Regions from separate parts of the Homo sapiens genome. Here region 2 is linked to region 1. The links are chromatin contacts, found by Hi-C in ENCODE. All regions are on one chromosome and are shown on one strand. The core of a region is the stretch at or near the end of the contact, and the rest is flanking DNA. Distances in the headings are between cores, read along the strand shown. Region 1 holds the start of LINC02963 (long intergenic non-protein coding RNA 2963). Region 2 holds the start of ALG10B (ALG10 alpha-1,2-glucosyltransferase B).

Region 1 (7,379 bases), core at 2,422-4,921:
TGCGCTCCAGTGGTTTTAGGTGGCCACACGTAGAGGATAGATTTCAAATGTTTCTGGAGAGGCGTGGGCCACAGTCATTCGGGGCATTCGAGCTCGGGATGGGGTTTCTGACAGCACCTTAATGGCCAGGAAGGGCCAGGATCTGCCAAGGCCCGTGTTCTCGAGTGGGGACAATAGAACCCAAGGTAGAGGGAGCCATCGATCCTCAGTGAGCTCCAGTCCTAGGCCCCACCATGCAGACCAAATCAGAAGGAACAGTCCCTCATCCTACATGCCACATCCCTCCACTGAACTTGGGAGCAGATCTGTTTTCCAAACATGAGGTGACTCTCGGTTTGAAATGAATCACAAGGGGCCCGGCTTTCCTGAGACGGCAGGATAAAGAAGACATTCTGTGGCATAGAATGAGGTGTGCCTCAAATCTAGAATCTCCAGTTAAAACCAATGACGGTGGCCTGGCGCGGTGGCTCACCACTGTCATCCCAGCACTTTGGGAGGCTGAGGCTGGTGGATCACGAAGTCAGGGGTTTGAGATCAGCCTGGCCGCCAACATGGTGAAGCCCTGTCTCTACTAATAAAACAAAAGTTAGCTGGGTAGGGTGGCACGCGCCTGTAATTTCAGCTACTCAGGAGGCTGAGGCAGGAGAATCGCTGGAACCAGAGAGGCGGAGATTGCAGCCAGCCAAGACCATGCCACAGCCTGGGAGACAGAACGAGACACCATTTACCCAGGGGGTAAAAGAACAACAGTTGCCCCACCAGGGTGGAAGTTCCCTAGGCAGTGAGGGAGAGACGGAGGGGCCTCCAGAAGGGAAGGAGAGAGAGCAGTTGCCCCAGGCTCTGTGAAGTTGGCCAGACCTCCCTCAGTGCCACCTCGACTTTCAATAACACTGGCCACTAGGTGATGTCCTATTTATTTTTTAAAAACTTATTTATTTTGAAAGATTGCAATTTAGGCTGGGCGCGGTGACTCACACCTGTTATCCCAGCACTTTGGGAGGCCGGGGGTGGAAGGGGCAGATCCCTGAAGGTCAGGAGTTCAAGACCAGCCTGGGCAACATGGTGAAACACTGTCTTTACTGAAAAAACAAAAGTTAGCTGAGTAGGGTGGCATGTGCCTGTAATCCCAGCTACTCGGGAGGCTGAGGCAGAAGAATCGCTGGAACGAGGGCGGCGGAGATTGCAGCCAGCTGATACCACCCCAAAGCCTGGGCTACAGAACGAGACTCTATTTAAAATAAATTAATTAATAAATAAGTGAATGAATGTATGTGAAAAGAAAAATGCAAGAAAATGGCAGAGCACGGGAAGGCTCCACTCATTCCTAAAGACCAGAGCAGAAAAACAGGACCTTCAACTTGAGACATAGGCCATTTTTAATCTGTTGTCACCATGCTCAATTGGCACCAAAGAAGGGCAGATTTCTGTGCCGCCTGTCTGTCATCACCGCTCTCGTCAAGTATAATTACAGGGTCACGACTACATAGAGATCTCTCAACCCACCAAATGTGTCCGTACTTTTATGAGCCCGGTTGGGAGAATAAACAGGGCATTTAGCAAAGTACTCATCGTATGTTCTTTGGTCTGCCATGTCTCTTGTGAAACCAATCAAATTCATGTTTCTGTTTTTTTTCCAGCCCTCGACTGTCCACAGAATACTGAAATAAAAGAAGAGTGAATACATTTTATGCAACAAGGAGGAAAAACAACAAAGCGAAAGTCTTAGAGGCTTGTGATACATACACAGGGGATACAGAATAAGGAGATTCTTCCAGAATCCACACAAAGACGGACAGACAGAGGGATGGGAGGAAACAAATTGAGAAAAGAGAGAGAGCAGAAAAGATCAAGAGAGACAGAGATGTAAAGGGAAGAAAGATGAAAAAGAAAATAGAAAGGCAGAGAAACAGAAGAAGAGAATGAGAAATGAGAAAAAAGGGAGGAAGAAAAAGAGAGAGAAGAAAAAGAAAAGAAAGAAAAGGAAAGAAAGTGAAAGAAAAAAAGAAAGATGAAGGAAATAAAAAACAAGGCAGCACAACATGGCTTATGCCTATACTCCCAACACTTTGGGAGGCTGAGGTGGAAGAATCGCTTGAGTCCAGCAGTTTGAGACCAGCCCTGGCAACACAGTGAGACCACGTCTCTACTTAAAAAAAAAAAAAAAAATTAAAAAGTTAGCTGGGTGTGATGGCAGGCGCCTGTAGCCCCAGTTCCTTTGGAGCCTGAGGTGGGAGCATCTCTTGGGCTCGGGAGGTGGAGGCTGCGGTGGGCCTTGGTCAGGCAAATGTACTGCAGCCTGTTGCCCAGGCTCGTCTCGAACTCCCGAACTCTAGCGAACTGCCTGCCTCAGCCTCCGAACTTGCACCTGCCATATCCAACGGCCCTGGGGGTATACAGTGACAGATTTTAGTAGACATGGCGTTTTGCCATATTGCCCAGGTTGGTCTCGAACTTGAATCCGGGAATTTGAGGCTACAGTCAGCCATGGTCGTGCCACTGCACTGCAGTCTGGGTGATGGAGCAAGACTCCATCTCTAAATAACTAAATAATAAAAACAATAACAATAATAACAAACAATAATACAAAGAAATACTAACAACAACAATAATAATAAACTAGTAGGAGTGAAAAATATAAAAATATAAAAGATAATTTAGATCACAATTAATAGCAATAATTTCAAGGAGTTATTTCTTTAACCTGTCTCTCTTACTTTCTGAAACAGGGTCTTTCTCTGTCACTCAGGCTTGAGGCCAATGGCGTGATCATGGCTCACTGCAGCTTCGACATCCCAGAATCAAGCAATTCCTGCAGTCTCAGCCACTTGGAAGGTTGAGATAGCAAGATCACCTGAGGGAGCCCAGGAAGGTCGAGGCTGCGGTGAGCCGAGATTACATTCTCATACTCCAACCTTTCTCAAAAAAGAAAAATAAAGGTAAAACAACAGCAGCTTCAGTGTGTAAAAAGAGGAATAAGAAACATAAAAGAAAAAAGAAAAACAAAATGAAGGACAACTGAAAGTACTGTGGAAACAATTGGAGAGGAAGAAACGACGTAGTGAGAGAACGACATCTAGTGGATGCAGGTGGTAGTGCTGCTGACCAGAGAGATCTGTTCTACCTTAGAAATCCCAAGTTAACCATCAAAGCCAGCGCTCGCCGCCGACATTTGGTGGACCCGGCGCTCGCGGACGGAAGCGATCAGACCCAGTTGGAACCTTATCACACCGAGCCTGCCCACCTTTGCGGCCATCTAACTCCGCCGACCTGCCCGCCGTTCCGCCACCGTCGGCTGGTTGACCCGGGCTGCGGAGAGAGGAGGAAAGACAGAAAGGCAGTGACTGGCTCCTGTCCCATTCCCGCGCGCCTGGGGCGGGTAGAGGGGCCGTGACCCCAGTGGCCACCACTGGGCATGCGTGAACACTACTCGGACAGGAACCACAGGGGCACACCCTCTGACACCCACGCCTCAGCCATTCTCACCAGGCCCGATAAATCCGATCCCAGCCCCTGAAGGAGGTCAAAGCGGGGTGCAGGAAGGAGGCGGAATTGGAGAGGGAACGACGAGCATGGGCGACACCCCTACCTCGGCAAACCCCAGCACAGCACCTTGGAAAGCCCGCAGATGGGGACGGGCGCCTCCCGAAGACACAGCGGGCACCAGTGGTCTCTCGGGAGGGACACCTGCTGCGTGCTTCGGGGCTCCGGGTCCGGTGGGCATGAGCGGGCGAGGAAACTAGGTTCCGGGTATAACAGGAGAAAGGAAGGAAGGTAGACGTCAAGGGCTGAATTACACAGGACACGCCACATCACCAGGTCCCCCGCGCACGGGTGCAGGGAACCTTGTGTGGAGGTTTGACTTTCAATAGATCGCAGCGAGGGAGCTGCTCTGCTCCATAGAAAACCCTGACCCAGAAGCAGGATGTCTACAAATAGTTTAGCATCCGGTTCCCCAAAAACACGTTATGTGATGGGTCAGGGGGTGACCGCCCTTCTGGCAGCAGCCCATTTCCTACGATGAGGGGCTCTCTGCACCGGATCCTGGTTCCCGGCGCATGGCGGGACATGCCCCTCCTGAGGCAGAGCGGCCCGCCGGAGGGGACGGCAGAGGACCGCCTATCCAAGGCCAACAAAGCCAAGCACATACACAAAATGTCTGAACCTGCGGTTCCTCTCGTACTGAGCAGGATTACCATGGTAGCAACACATGGGCAACAACACAAGGGGAACGCAAACAGTAAAACTAACCTGTCTGACATGGATCTAACCATAATGCTTTTAGGGCATGCGCACCGCTGTTGGGTGAATCCATTCTAGTCCGCCTTGCCCTTCGCAAAGAAAAGAGAACTCTCCAGACGCGGTGGATCACGCCTGTAATCCCAGCACTTTGGGAGGCTGAGGAGGGAGGATCACCTGAGATCAGGAGTTCAAGATCAGCTTGGCCAACATGGTGAAATCCTGTCTCTACAAAAATACAAAAATTAGCCAGGCATGATGGCGGGTGCCTGTAATCCCAGCTACCCAGGAGGCTGAGGTGGGAGAATCGCTTGAATCCGAGAGGCGGAGGTTGCAGCCAGCCGAGATCGCGCCATTGCACTCCAGCCTGGACAACAAGAGTGAAAGTACCTCTCAAAAAAAAAAAAAAAAGATACAAATAATTATATGGGCTCTGTTGCCCAGGCTGGAGTGCAGTGGCTTGATATCAGCTCTCTGCGGCAGCCTCCATCTCCCGGGTTCAAGTGATTCTCCTGCTTCTGCCCCTCGAGTACCTGGGACTAAAGGCAAGCGTGCCACCAAGCCCAGCTAATTTTTGTATTTTTAGTAGAACTGGGGTTTCACCATGTTGGCCAGGCTGGTCTTGATCTCCTGACCTCAAGGGATCCACCCGCCTTAGCCTCCCAAAGTGCTGGGATTACAGGTGTGAGCCGCCACACCTGCGCTATGTGTTTTTTAAATCTCTCTTTCTAGGGTCATGAGAATTCTCATTAATTTCACTTAGAGCTCCTGGAGAGAAAAGCCTCTATTATTGTCATTGTAACAGTAAAAAAAAGAGAGATTTTTTTCTTTTGAGACAGAGTTTTGCTCTTGTTGCCTAGGCTGGAGTGCAATGGCCCAATCTCAGCTCACTGCAACCTCCACCTCCCAGGTTCAAGTGATTCTCCTGCCTGGGCCTCCCAAGTAGCTGGGATTACAGGCATGTGCCACCATGCCTGGCTAATTTTGTATTTTTACTAGAGACAGGGTTTCACCATGTTGGTCAGGCTGTTCTCGAACTCCTGACCTCAGGTGATCCACCTGCCTTGGCTTCCTAAAGTGCTGGGATCACAGACGTGAGCCAGTGTGTCCAGCCTTTTTTTCTTTTTTTTTTTTTTGAAACAGGGTCTCCTTCTATTGCCCAGGCTGGAACACAGTGGCACAATCATAGCTCACTGCAGCATCAAACTCCTGGAGCTCAAGCAACCCTCCAGGCTCAGCCTCCCAAGTAGCTAGGATTACAGGTGCACACCACTACGCCCAGGAAATTTTTTCTATTTTTACACAAAATGCCTCAACATGGATTTTTTTTCTTTTTTGGCAGAGATGATGTCTCACTATGTTGCCCAGGCTGGTCTCAAACTCCCCACCTCAAACCATCCTTCCACCTTAGCCTCCCAAAGTGCTAGGATTACAGGCGTGAGCCACTGCACCCAGCCCCAATAACTTTTTTTTTTTTTGGCAGTCTCGCTCTGTCAACCAGGCTGCTGGAGTGCAGTGGCGTGATCTCAGCTCACTGCAACCTCTGCCTCCCAGAGTCAAACAATCCTCCCGCCTCAGCCTCCTGAGTAACTAGAATTACAGGCTGATGGCAGCACGCCCTGCTAATTTTTGCATTTTTAGTAGAGACGGGGTTTCACCATGTTGGCCAGGCTGGTCTTGAACTCCTGACCTCAAGTGATCCACCTGCTGTGCATGGCCTCCCAAAGTGCTGGGATTATGGGCGTGAGCCACCCCACGTGGCTCCCAAGAACTCTTTAAATGAACCTAGTGTCACAAGAACAGATAGCTAAACTGTATCTGAAAAGGTGGCTCATACGGGGAAATTTTTGGTGGATTTGGGGAAGCTTAGGGCAAATTTTAAACATGAGGCCTTTTGTCAGATCACCTACATTCCTTGGATTCTACGTGGGTTTGTTGCAGATGCTTAATATGACAAATTACATGACTTCTATCACTTCATTTGATCAGCCTCCCATTGACTTTCAGCCAAGTCCTGCAGAATCGCTTCTCAGATTGTATGTTTCCTCAAGACTAAGATGTTTTCATAGTCTCTCTCTAACTTCCCCTTTTTGTGGCTATTTATTTATATTTATATGTTTTTCAACTCCTTATTTTTTTTTCTCTTTATAAAAGCTTTAACCTGTGCTATTCTTGAGGGAAATACTGATGCATATCTAAACTTTAAGGGTGTTTTTCATCCTGGCTACAGACACTCGGTGAATAATTTTTCAGGTTATGGGAAAACCCATCATTATGAGAATGTAGCAACTTTTATTTTGCAGTAACTGTTAAAATTGTAGCCATGGTGCTCAGTAAAAGGGGACCTTCCCCCTGTAGGTGTTTGGAGAGGAGTTTTTTGTTAGTAACCTGCTTATGGATGGGGCATTATCACCTAGAAAGGAAAGAGGTACCGTGGTATGCAGTTAAAGGGAGCTGGGGCAAGAGCAAGGCAAAGAAATTCCCTCATGTCTTCAATGCAGAGCCAGCATTTAGACTTCTACTCCAGGCAGGGCCCACAAATCTCTGGCAGCCATGAGCACCTGTTTTGCTTCTGCCTTCTTCCTGTTGGCAATTTTGGGTTTGGGGGGTTTTTTTTAGACAGAGTCTCACTCCATCACCGGGCTGGAGTGCAGTGGTGCAATCTCGGCTCACTGCAGCCTCTGCCTCACAGGTTCAAGTCATCCTCTTGTCTCAGCCTCCCAATTAGCTGGGACTACAGGTGCGCACCACCAAGCACAGCTAATTTTTGTATTTTCAGTAGAGATGGGGTTTCGCCATCTGCCCAGGCTGATCTCGAACTCCTGATCTCAAGTGATCCATCCACCTCAGCCTTTCAATGTGCTGGGATTACAGGTGTCATTCACCGTGCCTGGCCTGTTGACAATTTGAGGGGCATGTAAAATATCTGCAGCCCTTTCAGCCAGTAAAACACCGAAGAATGTGTTACGTGGCTTCTCCATTCTCCTTCTTTCTCTGCCCTACTAAATATTAAAGGGTTCTCCTTTTCCCAAGCCCAGTGGAAAAGCTTCAGGAAGCACGGAGGTATCAGAAGCATCCAAAGAGATCACACCAAGTAATTCCAAGTCACTCTCATTCACCCCATTGGAAGTTCCTGCCATCCT
Region 2 (7,379 bases), core at 3,083-5,582, 4.1 Mb after region 1:
CCTTGGCAGGGTGAAGCCTGGAGATGAAGAATTGGAGAAACCAGGGGACAAAGCAGCATGAGTGATCAGAAAAGCAAGGGGAATGTAGAGGACAGCAGTATTCTCAAACTTTCATGTCCATCAGGTCCACTTGGGAATCTAAGGGAATCATAAGTGATTACAAAATGAACGTTAAAACATGTATTACTTGGCTCCCTCTGCTATCAGAATTTGTTTTCCGGTAGGTCTAAGGCAAGACTTAATTATTTGCACTTCTAACAGGTTCCCAGGTGATACTAATGCTGTGGTACAGGGACCACACTTTAAGAACCACTGTTATAAAAAAAAAACATTTAGGAAGTTTTGCTTTGGGTTGTATGGTATATCTTTCTAAATGACCAAGTGTATTAGGCCTTTTTCACACTGCTATAAAGAACTGCAGAAGACTGGGTAATTTATAAGGGAAAGAGGTTTAACTGACTCACAGTTCAGCATGGTTGCAGAGGCCTAGGAAACTTACAATCATGGTGGAAGGCGAAGGGGAAGCAAGTCACCTTCTTTACAAGATGGTAGGAAAGAGAATGAATGCAGGAGGAACTATCAAACACTTATAATACCATCAGATGAGAACTCACTCAGTATCATGAGAACATCATAGGGGAAACTGCCCCAAGGATTCAATTATCTCCGTCTGGTCTCTCCGTTGACACGTGGGGATCGTGGAGATTATGGGGATCATAATTCAAGGTGAGATTTTGGGTGGGGACACAGCCAAACCATATCACCAACCATTCTCTTTGTCTGATACTACAGAATTTACCTGGCCTGAGACTTTCAAGGGTAAAACTGGAAAGTCTGCCACAAACCAGAAAGATTTGTTCTATGAAAGTTATCAGAATCAAAATGGGGCCACTTGCATAAAAACCCTGAAAAATGGAGCTAAGGAAGACCAGAAAGGGAGGGTTTATATGCGTGTATGCCTGACAACAGGAACTACGACAAAAGACTGCACAAACCACAACTTTGCACAAAGGCCACCACAATCTCACAAAAAATTACTTCTGTGAGGACATTTGCCCAGCAACTGCCTGTCCAACCTCAAACTGGTGCCACCCTTTCTACCAGTCCTTGTAACCAAGGATAATTGTCTCAAAGCAATTTATGTAACCCTCTTCATTTTTCTTTTAAAATCCCTTGTCTTCTTTTACCTCCCTATGTTCATTGTATTCTCACCAAATAAATATTACTGTTTTTTAGAAGGGTCTCTCCGTGTGTGTGTTACTTAGGTTTAACCAGTCCCCTATACAATGTCTTCAAGACATTTTCAGTAGAGCTAAAATACTTGCTAATGCTTTTGTACTAAAATGTTGTGTGTTTTTTTAATTGATTCATTAATTTTAAAATTTAGATTTTAAATTGATATGTTAAGATTGACCTCAAGGGTAGAGTTGCATTTTAGAGGTTATCATCTGTGATTTTTGGCCCAGGGTGCAGTACTCTGCTGTAGCTAGAACGAATTGTCACCTAGAAAGGAGTAAACCGTCACTCTGATTAGCAAGTGGCCAATGTTTTCATTCAGCAACAAGTGAAAAGGGGTGCAATAAGAGGCAGGGTGTTTCTTGGACTAATACTTCAAAGTTATTACAGTTACAGCCTTTGGGGAAATTCACTGTTCAGATATGGCTGTTTCAAACAGTTAAGTATATGCTATGTTGTCTGAGTTCATCAAATTAGGAATGTCTTAATTGATCAAAGTCAGCTAGGTTATACCAGAGAAATAAAGTCAAAATCTTAATGGCTTATAAACCAAAAAAGATGTATTTCTTGCTAAAACAACCTATCCTTAGAACCCCAACAGAAATTGCCCATTTTTCTGCCGTAACTTATTTATCATAATTCAAGTAGCACAAATAAATAGTTGATGTGCAATTATAATGGGATTGCTCATCCTAATGACTCTTTTTCACAAACATCTATGGAAAATGGCAGTTGGAATTCTGAATGGAAAATATAAGTTGAAATCAATGCTGATCTAGTTTTAAATGATAGGTCTAATAAAATGTAGTCTATTTCATTAAAACCCCAGAGGTAGCTATTTTACTAGGTCTTGATTTAGGAGCAGAGCTTTGGAAAGCATTTCAAGATTATCAAAGATGCTGTAATCTAAGAGTAGAAAAGTGACAACAGCTTCATCGATTTGCAGATAGTAAAAGTAACTCACTAACAAATGAGTGAAGTACTCTATGAAGAACTCTACTGGGCCCATGGAGCTTCTTAGCATTCTTAGGTAATATGTTTTACATCAATCGTTTCCAAATATGAAGATCAGTATTCAGTGATTTGAGATGGCTCTCTAGAATCTAGTTTTTCACAATGATCCCCCAGCAGATTTTGATGTAATTAGTCTGTAAGACGAACATTTTTTTAAAAGATGAAACTTGTATTTCAAATTGGTGTATGGAAACAGAGAATAGTGGAATGTAAATGTAAAGTTATTGGGACTAGTGAAACATTCAATTCAGTATATATTGTAGATTATTTTAACCTATAAGGCTGTGAAGTTATTTTATTACTCTTGGTCTGATGTTCTAATTCCTACACTTGGTTCTGACACTAATTTTTTATGTAATTTTAGGTAAATTATTCATTTTTTAAAAATCAGCTTCTTTTATAAAATGAAGTCAAGTAGATTATTAATAAAGATCCCTAGCCATCCTAAAACCCTATATTTCCTTGAAACTTTCCATTTTATGTAAAGCGATGTGTGCAGCATGTATAGGAGTCAAATGTTTAACATAAACTATTGGTGGCAATTGTTATGAAGAAAAATGGAGAGCATAAATGTCTAGTCTTGTTCTACTCCCTTTAAAAACGGCCCACTATTTCTAGGGTGGGTCAGTAAGCTGCAGAGTATATATAACACGATTTAGCAGGTCAATAGGTCAGGGGCTAATTACTCGTAGATCACATCAACCTCTTGAAGACTGAATCATCTGGAGATGTGTTACAAGTGACTTAAACAGATAAGTACAGCATGGAATCAATAATAAAATGGGAGATGATGGTTAAAGCAAAGCTAAGCATCACATCAGAGTAGAATCCTGACATGATTTTATTCCAGTAATGTAAATATTCCCGTCCCAGCCCTCATTCACCACTACCTCCTCTTATCATTGAGGAAACAGGCAGAGACAGACTGGAAAGGCAGTCAGCTTGATTTAAGAAACTTTCTTAAGTTCAGAAATACTGAATTATTTTTAACCCAGAAAAAGAGCTCAATTGAGAACTCTGAGGTTTGCAACCTTAAATCCCGACTCAATCTGATATATGCCTGCCAAAGGCAACCTGACTGAGGTTACCTGAGAGAAAGTTTTTCTACAAAACATGGCCAACCATGCTCAAGACAAAATTCCAACACATAATTTATCTTCGGCATTCTTCAAATTATTTACCACATCTCCTGCCCCCAACACCTAATCCCAGAATACAGGAATTTGATGATGTCTACACAGCCTATAAAAGTCCACAAATTTAAGTGCCTACTGTGTGAAAGCCATTTGGGGGACTACAAACATAAAGGATGTATAATGCCACCCACTAAGATGTTCACGCTTATGATTTAGTAGGAAAAACAGAAGGCTGCCTTATAAATATTAACAACCTAATTTACAGGCACACCTAAAACATCCCAAATTCTAAAATATATATTTTCTTCCAAATCCTACAGGGTAATATGGCTATGAGAGTGCACTAGGAGTGTCAATTTTACTAAATCCTCTGAGAGCATCCACATTTTGAAAGAGTTCTCTCTTAACCTAAACAAACAAACAAACGAACAAACACTCCTCTCACTGAAGTTCATTCGGCATTGACGGGTCTCTGGTTCTTCAAGTTTTCATCTGAAAGTCTCAGTCTTTGCTATCACAACCAACGCCCCCTTCCTACACTCCAAGGTTGATGGAATGAAATGTCTTGGAATTGAGGGTTTAATTAATTCGGATCACTGGAGAGAAAGAAAAGAAATAACGGGGGAAAAAAATGTGTTAATTTTAGGGCTTGGAATTGGAAACGTGGGGAAACGTCGCCACCTTCTGGTAAGTGATGGAAATGAGCAGGAAAAAAGATCCAAGCTAAGAAGCGGCTTTTTTTTTTTTCCAAAGCAGCAAGCCACGCCCCTCCCGCGCTCGCGAAATCCGAGACCCGCCCTTTCCGGAAGTTTTGACACTGTGCGCCCCGAGTAATGTGATGGAGAGGGTAATCATCCGGTCCGTTATCTAAACCCGTCACTCCAGGAAACAGCGACCCGCTGTTTTCCGGATCCGCGCTCTCCCAGCATCCTTTGCCTTCCGGTATGTGGCCCCGTCTGGCTAGTCCTGTCTAGCGCGCCCATTTCGAGCCCAAGTTTCCAGCTCGGGTTTCCGGGCTCAGAATTTTCCAGGAGTGGGTTCTTGGGCAGTGGCTGTGGGAGCAGGAATGGCGCAGCTAGAGGGTTACTGTTTCTCGGCCGCCTTGAGCTGTACCTTTTTAGTGTCCTGCCTCCTCTTCTCCGCCTTCAGCCGGGCGCTGCGAGAGCCCTACATGGACGAGATCTTCCACCTGCCTCAGGCGCAGCGCTACTGTGAGGGCCATTTCTCCCTTTCCCAGGTGGGGTGCCCAACCTGTCCCCACCCCAGGAGAGGCCTGAAAGGTCCCAGCGTCCCCAGCTCCTTCTCCCATCTTTAGACTTAACTCGTCCCTTTCCACCCCACCCCAGCCTCAGAACATGAAAGAAACTGGGTATAGTCTTTTGTTCCTGTCTCTGAGATCTGTGAAATATTTATTAAATGAATGAATAAACAGCAGATCTGATCCCCAGGGAGGAGTGATCTGGGAGAATACTTAGTGGGGAACTGAGCGCTCCTCTTGGCAGCTGACAATATCGATCCCACTTTGTTTTTCCTTGTCTCAGGATTAAAGGCATTCGGGTGCTCCTTGGAAATATCAGAAAACTTCCCTTTAGCTCACCTGTTAAGCACCTCACTGTGCATTTTAGGGGTGGGATAGGGTGGACTGGAGGGATCTTCGGCTACCAAAAAGTGACAATTTATAATCACAAATTCCTTCCCTGGGTATTTTTAGTGAACTATCTGTTGACTGGATAAACTGGCAACCAGTCAAGTCACATCATTTTTGAATATATATTTGACTGTGCAAGTATGTACATATAAATATCAAAATAAACATCCCCTGCTTTTCTGGTGACACAATATAGGGTACTGGCTAGAAATATAAAGTCTGTTTTAGAGAAAGATCTGATCTTAAATCTTGGTGCTGTGATTTACTAGTTTTGTGATCTTGGAGATGTTCTGAGTTTCAGAAATTCAGGTTACTCATCTGCAAAATGACAATAATCTTTACTATAGGGCATATTGTAATGTTACAATACAGAGGGTTTGGCACAATTTCTGTCTCAGTTTATGTCAGCTGTCATCATGGAGCCTGTGGTCCAAATGTTTTCCTAAACTTAGAGTCCCAAACAATGTTTCCATGCTTTTAAAAACTGGAGCATTTGCAGTTTATTTATCAAAATAAAGGCTTTTAAAGAACATTTCTTGGAAAATAGAAATAGATTTTAAGTTGTTGTTTATTGGTTGCTGCTACCTGAACCATCACTAAGCTGGTCCGGGGGCAAAAAATAAGAAAAACTAATCCTGTTCTGCCAAGGACTTACTTAATCTTGTCATAGACTAACTTCTCAAAATTTCTGATTGTTGCTGGAGATGAGACTTGGGCTTGACATATTTGTGTCTGTCTTGTTCGTATTACCTCTTGCTTTTACTTCATTTTCTTTCATTTTAAAGTGGGATCCCATGATTACTACATTACCTGGCTTGTACCTGGTGTCAGTTGGAGTGGTCAAACCTGCCATTTGGATCTTTGCATGGTCTGAACATGTTGTCTGCTCCATTGGGATGCTCAGATTTGTTAATCTTCTCTTCAGTGTTGGCAACTTCTATTTACTATATTTGCTTTTCCACAAGGTACAACCCAGAAACAAGGTATGTTTCAAAATACTTAATTACAAGTTTATGTGTAGTCAGGTCCACAATTACAATGAATTAGTTTTATGAGATTTGGTGAAAAATGTCTTTAACACTTTGTAACTTTGTATTTTTTGTATATTATGTAAAGGTAAATTTAAATTCTCCATCTCCATTTTAGAATAAATTTGTATTTAAATACTTGAATAACTTATTTGTAAACTCTAAAGTAAATATTTGTTAAGTGAGTCAAACCAGTTCAATAAATACTTACTGAGCTTATTCCATGTGCTGGGGACTGGGACTACAGAGATAAATGAGGCAGTCTTTTTCTTGTAAAACGTATATATTCAGTAGGGAAAACAGACTTTACCTGAGGACTTTTGATGTGGTAATAGTGCAGGCCCCGGAGGTCGATTGCCTGGGTTAGAATTCTCTCCCTGCCACTTAACCAGTTTTGTTACTGTGGGCAGGTTAACCCTTAGTGGCTCCATGTCTTCATCTGTTAAATAAGAATAACAATAGAATCTGCCTTATAGAACTGTTATAAAGGAACAAGGAAACTTAATAAATGGAAGATGCTTCAAATAGTGCCAGATATATAGTAAGGGCTCAGTAAATATTAACTCTAATAATTATTTTTAACCTTAAGAGATTATTTCAGTAGTGTCAATTATGATAGAGTAGTAGACATAAGATGCTATGAGGACACAGAGAAGGAGCAGGGAAACACTTACTGCTTTTCTGGGAGGGAGAGGAGTATGTGGCATTCAGTAAGTCCTCACAGAGAAGATGGTACCAGAGCTGAGTCCTGATGAACGGATAGGGCTGTGTAGGGTGAGGAATTAATCCTGGGGAGACAAACAGCATAAGCAAAGGAAGAAAGGCATTGAACAATGAGGTGCAGGGAATTGGTCTTGGAATTACAGGATTAGAAAGTAGAGGGATGTAAGGCTAGAGAAGTAGGTCATGAATGCCCTCATATGTCACAGAGAGGACTTTGAACTTTAGCATGTAATGGAGAGACCTTAATTTTAATCAAGGAAATGACATGGTCTGATTTAGTGATTTAGATTAAGTGGAGTATACAATTCAAGAACATAAGAACACTTTCAAATTCTGAAATAGCATGTCAGAAAGGCCAAAATAAGATATATAAGTTTAGACTGGCTCACTTTTCAGAAAAATACCGTTATTTCATCATGAAAATATCATCTTGAAAAAGTAAGTCTGGATATGGTAAAATAAATACCATATGCATGTTTACATTCTCCCTTGTGTAGTGTTATGAAGGATTTCCTTAAAGGAAAGTGGTGATTATGGCTAAGTGAATCCTTATTGAAGGCACTAAAACATAAGCTCAGGGAAATGGAGCCAGCA

Evidence for each region. Hi-C counts contacts between places; a loop is a spot of excess contacts on that map. Pooled maps may share reads with other maps.
Region 2: a map of CD8-positive, alpha-beta T cell shows a loop between it and region 1 (10-fold over the local background). The contact joins the promoter of ALG10B here to the promoter of LINC02963 in region 1. A Hi-C loop is called at or near these places in 2 of 168 maps with a recorded cell type or tissue (CD8-positive, alpha-beta T cell and naive thymus-derived CD4-positive, alpha-beta T cell) and 8 of 50 pooled maps.

What each region holds. Positions count from the first base shown.
Region 1 is chr12:34,215,540-34,222,918 of GRCh38, forward strand. LINC02963 (long intergenic non-protein coding RNA 2963) reads right to left here and starts at 3,672. Exons shown (of 5, transcript NR_185896.1): 1 at 3,587-3,672; 2 at 3,242-3,306. RefSeq lists enhancers at 217-386, 2,848-3,348, 3,126-3,275, 3,349-3,849.
Region 2 is chr12:38,312,442-38,319,820 of GRCh38, forward strand. ALG10B (ALG10 alpha-1,2-glucosyltransferase B) reads left to right here and starts at 4,333. Exons shown (of 3, transcript NM_001013620.4): 1 at 4,333-4,623; 2 at 5,820-6,017. The coding sequence starts at 4,453. RefSeq lists an enhancer at 3,404-4,603.